2 separate regions of the Homo sapiens genome follow, and region 1 is linked to region 2. A link is an interaction called in ENCODE POLR2A ChIA-PET data of the cell type or tissue named here. Cell type or tissue: A673. All regions are shown on one strand.

Evidence for each region. Peaks named below come from ENCODE experiments on the same cell type or tissue, not always from the same donor. Only the 100,000 strongest peaks of a DNase experiment are listed, where the experiment ranks them.
Region 1: POLR2A ChIA-PET joins it to region 2 with 11 read pairs; 2 of 35 experiments call an interaction of 5 or more read pairs at or near these places.

What each region holds. Positions count from the first base shown.
Region 1 is chr19:15,536,011-15,538,510 of GRCh38, reverse strand. It overlaps CYP4F22 (cytochrome P450 family 4 subfamily F member 22), which reads right to left. Exons shown (of 14, transcript NM_173483.4): 5 at 1,097-1,150; 6 at 849-976; 7 at 518-639. Among named protein-coding and RNA genes, the nearest start is that of CYP4F22, 29 kb to the right of the region's middle. In A673, no CTCF peak of the experiment used is centred here; no DNase peak of the experiment used is centred here.
Region 2 is chr19:15,250,456-15,252,955 of GRCh38, reverse strand. The region is part of intron 11 of BRD4 (bromodomain containing 4); the gene reads left to right. Among named protein-coding and RNA genes, the nearest start is that of EPHX3, 19 kb to the right of the region's middle. RefSeq lists an enhancer at 1,541-2,412. In A673, CTCF peaks have their summits at 317 (motif pointing right) and 1,130; DNase peaks (open chromatin) are centred at 385 and 1,055; H3K27ac peaks cover 2,288 bases.

The DNA of each region.
Region 1 (2,500 bases), 290 kb before region 2:
GATGAATGAATGAATTAATGAAGCAAGGCATTGGTTATTTGATTCATTTACTCAACAAATATTCTCTGAGCATCAACTATGTGCCAGGGCAGTGCTGCATCATTTTATCCTTAAAGCATCTCTCAGAAAGTAAGAGATTGTCATCCTTTTTTTACAAACAAGGAAACTGAGCCTCAGAAAGTGGGGAGGACACTGTCCAAAGACCACATACTCTTCCTAGTGGAATGAAAAAATACTAACATTTACTAAGCACCTACTTTATACCAAGCCATTGATTCACATTATCTCATTTAATTCTCACACAATGACTATGGGGAAGGAATTATGATGCCCATTTTTTTGATTAAAAAAAAAAGTGAAGCTCAGAGAGATGGTCAGTTTCCCGGAAGCACATGGCCCATCCGTGGCAGAGCTCCCATAGGCCAGAGTTGTCTAATGCCTGGGAGTTCCCTTTCTCCTGCCACCATCTTGCTCCTAGAGCAGCTGGCTCCATCTTCCCAAGAAGGGTCACACTCACTCTTGGCAGTTGCTGTTGTAGCTGAAGACACATTTCTGAAGACTGTCCAGGGTCATGAGGCTGATATGCTCAAACATATCAAGGGAGACCGCTGAGCCCTCTGCCAGATGCCGCCATTTAGCCTGGAAGAGAGATACATGGTGACTGTGCATGGAAACCACAGAGAGGGAGTCAGCCTAACAAGGACCCGACTGCGTTTTCACTACAAGCTCATTTTATAGATAAAGTCAGTGAGGGCTCCTGACATCACATGGCTTGCCCATGCATGAGTTGGAGCCTGGACCAGCCTCACTCCCAAGACACCCTCTTCCCTCAAAGCCTTAGGACTCACATGCATAATGTCAGCGCTCTGGTTGAAGATCTTCATGTAAGGCTTCAGGATGTCAAAGTGGAAGGCGGGTGTCAGCAGGCGACGGTGCCGGCTCCACTTGTCACCTTTGCTGAGCAGCAGCCCATCCCCTGGGCCCAGAAGACTGAGGTTAGGGACCTCTCCTGTTACTCTGAAACCTTCCAAGGAACCCCATGCTCTTCCCTCTCTTCTCTAAAGCCCCAGCCCCAGCCTACCCACTGGGCACTCACCTAGCCAAGGTTTTAGGAAGCCATAGAAGAGGTCATCCTTGGGGGCGATGGCAGCTGTGGAGGGCAAAGGGAAAATGGTGACTCAAAACAGAGTTTTTTGGTTTTTTGTTTTTTTTTACGGAGTCTTGCTCTGTCATCCAGGCTGGAGTGCAGTGGTGCGATCTCCACTCACTGCAACCTCCGCCTCCCAGGTTCAAGCAGTTTTCCTGCCTCTGCCTCCTGAGTAGCTGGGATTACAGGTGTCCGCCACCATGCCCGGCTAATTTGTTTGTATTTTTAGCAGAGACAGAGTTTCACCATGTTGGCCAGGCTGGTCTCGAACTCCTAACCTCAAGTGATCCACCCACCTCAGCCTCCCAAAGTGCTGGGATTACAAGCACGAGCCATCGTGCCTGGCCTCAAAACAGAGTTCCAACCCTTGACCTTTGCTTATGACTTCCTTAGTCCTCCTCACTGGGCTCCAACCTCCCACTGTATTCACCCAGTCCGTCCTCCACACCTACCCGAGAAAAAATCCTTATAAAACACTGATCTGAACATGAGCCTCCCCTGCTCAGACACCTCCCATGGCTCCCCATTGCACTTGTAAAAAGTTCAGGCTCAGCCTGGCATTGAAACCCAATTCCATCTGGCCCCTGTATGCCTCTCCCACCACCTCATCCTTCAACATACACCAGATAACCCTATTCTCATCGCCTGCTGTGGATCACCTCTGAACCTTTGACCAGGTTGAGCTGTCTATCCAGAATGGACTTCTTCACCTGAGTCTTCCCCTAATCCACCCCCTTATTTTCTGCCAGCTCAGGCCATCTGAATCACACCTCCTGTGCTCCCAGCCTCCAGCCTCACCCTCTCCAGTGTGTCCCTCATGAATGGCCCCAGGAGAATCTCATCTGACTATCAGATCTGACCACGCCCCTTCCTGCTCACACACCCATCACCCTCACATACCAGCCCATTTTCAAAGCCCTGAATCATTTGCCTTTGTCCAAATCTCTCTCAAGACACCTCTGTCTTCCACCCCCTATTCGACGTCACAGAACTAACACCACATAACTTTTTGTTTTTTGTTTTTTTGAGATGGGGTCTCACTCTGTCACCCAGGCTGGGGTGTGTGGTGAGATCATAGCTCACTGCTGCCTCCAATTCCTGGATTCAAGCGATCCTCCCACCTCAGCCTCCCGAGTAGCTGGGACTACAGGCATACGCCACCATGCCTGGCTAATTTTTTAATTTTGTGTATGGACAGGGTATCGCCATATTGCCCAGGCTGGTCTTGAACTCCTGAGCTCAAGTGATCCTCCAAGTTCAGCCTCCCAAAGTGCTGGGACTACAGGCATAAGCCACCATGCCCGGCCACACCACAGAACTTTTCTCAGCTCCTTAAAAAGACCACGTGCTCTC
Region 2 (2,500 bases):
ATTGAGGACCCTTCACGGCAGCTGGGGAGAGCCATGTTGCTCTGAGGTGTGTGTGCACAGATGGGGTGGGGGTAGGTGGCACCTCGGGCCTTGTCAGTATTCCTCTTCCCTTGGACAGCCTGGTGCCCTCTGCTTCCCAGGTGAGTGAGGAGACTTGCCTTGAAGTGGGCTGAAGGACCCTCCAGGACTCCAGATGCCCACATTCTCTACCACAACTGCATGCAGAATGCCGTGGGCAGCTCACTGGCCTCCTGGCCTTCCCTGTCGCCATCCTTCACCCTTTCATCTCTAACCGTTACTCTCCCCACACTGCTTTTGTAATCCATCAGCCAGCAGGAGGCACTGCACCCCATGGCTGCCCAGGAAGGGCTGGCTTTGCCACCCGAAGCTAGGGCCCCCACTCGCAGCAGAGTGACTGGGGTGAATGGCTGTATTCTTGGATCCAATTAGCATTCCTGGTGGCCGCTGACTTTTCACTTTCCATGCCAGCCAAGCCTCCAGCTTGCCTTCCTCTGGGTTTTTGCACCTCCTGTTTTCTAGTTGACTTCTCCTACCAGGGGTTTTGTAGTCTTCTCATCTGAGGATCTGAGTGACCAAGTGGAAACCCCAGATGCTGAAATTGTCAGGGGACCTGATTAACTAAAATGACATGACGTGGTCGTGGCAGTGTGCTGCTTTAGCCCTCACAAGACAAGACACCTTAGAGGGCTGTGGCCATCACATCCTGATTTCCAGTGTGTGATCATGGCCTTTGCCCTTGGCCTCTGCGTCCCTCTTCTGGGCTCCTCTGCTTTGGGAGAGGAGTGGGAATGCTCCTGGTTTCCTGAACGAGTGCCCCACACCCCTCCTGCCGCTGCCGAGATTTTATTATTTTTTCACTCCCCCACTTTAAAAAAAAGTGGAAAGATTGTGCAACAAGTAATCTGAGAGTCCTGGGAACAGCTGTCCTGGCGGGAAGGAGGGCGAGATTTACAGTCTCAGAGCCGCTGGCTCCCAGGCTCCCAGGCTCTGGCGGTCCAGCCCTGGCCGCTCATGCAGCTATCTGGGCTCTGGCCTTCCCCTCTTCCCAGGCGCCCTCCCCACCTTGGGTTTTGCCTGGCTCCCTTTTGTCTTCCCAATCCTGGCCAGCAGGGGCTTTCCTTTGCCTTCTGTGTGCACTGAGTGAGCTCTGTCGTGGGCCGGCAGGGTGCTTCTCCTCTCAGGAGGGGCCGCTGCGAGGGTTTCGTACGGCAGATCCCGAAATGGGAACCCACACCCTGGCACCAGTAAATACAGCCTTCTGCTGCCCTGTCCCGCACAGGACTCTGCACTCTCAGGGCGGGGGGCAGAGGGGGCGTAGCTCCTTCAGCAGCTGCTCTCCTGGGTCCAGGAATCCCGGCAGCCCTGATGTCCATGGCCCGTTACAGGCAGCTCTGCCTTAACGGGAGTGGGTCAGGGTGGGGGAACATTATTTCCCTTTGGTCTTTTGGTGCCTAGTTGATTTGCAGGCCCGCGCCCCCGCCCCCCCCCCCCCCCCCGTTCTTGTGTTTCCATTTGGATTGGAGCCGAAATTCCTGAAAGGGCCTATTTTTGTCACTTATACTACGGGGTTAGTTCCGCTGACAACGGCCCTGAGACATGAATCACCAGAAGAAAACGAATGGAGTCACTAGATTGAGGCTGGGGGGTGTGATACATGAACACCCCTCTTGGTAGCTATCCATAGACCGGGATGCTGTGGACTGATGCAGGCGTGGGGTGGTCCTCTGGGGCCAGGCTCTAGTTCAGGGAGCAACGGAACACAGGCAGGAGGAGGATGGCGGGGGTGGGTGCTGCTTTCCCAGCTGTGTCCCAGGCCACCATGTATTCCCCACCCTCTGCCCCAGCAGCATGCAGTGCAGTGGGCCAGCCCTACCACTTCCTCTGATTCCAGCTATTGCTTGGGCTGTGGTCTTCCATTGAGCTGTGATTCCAGCTAAAGCCTGGAGCTGCTTGAGGATTCTGTATTGAGACAGGCAGGGGTAGGGCACAAATGCCACTCTCCCACCACCCCTAGGGCATCTGCAGACCTGGGTGGAGCAGGCTGGAGGAAGACACTGTCCCAGGTGGGCTGTGGACAGTACTGTGGCTTTGCTGTCATTAGCACTGGGGTTAGGTCTGCCAAGCACATGGGGCAGGGCATGTCCTAGGAATCTTCTAGCTTTCACTTGTCACATAGCTGACATCTGGTTCTTCCCAAGTGTCATGCACAGGTCTTTGTGAGCAGAAGTGTCCCCACAGCTTATGTCCCTCTTAGGAATACCCGTTTAACCTCAGCTACCTGGGCTGGGACAGGGTCTCAGGGAGGTGTGAGAGATCCTCCTGGGCTTTGGTCTGGTCGTCTAGTTGGAACGGGAGCGCAGTCCAGCTATTTTAGTTTCCTGGCTTCCTTTTCCCAGGATTGGAGCATGTGGGTGTTTCTTAATAGCTCCAGGGGAAAAAGGAATGCTTGATGTTTTGGAAAGATTTGAGCTGGGAAGTG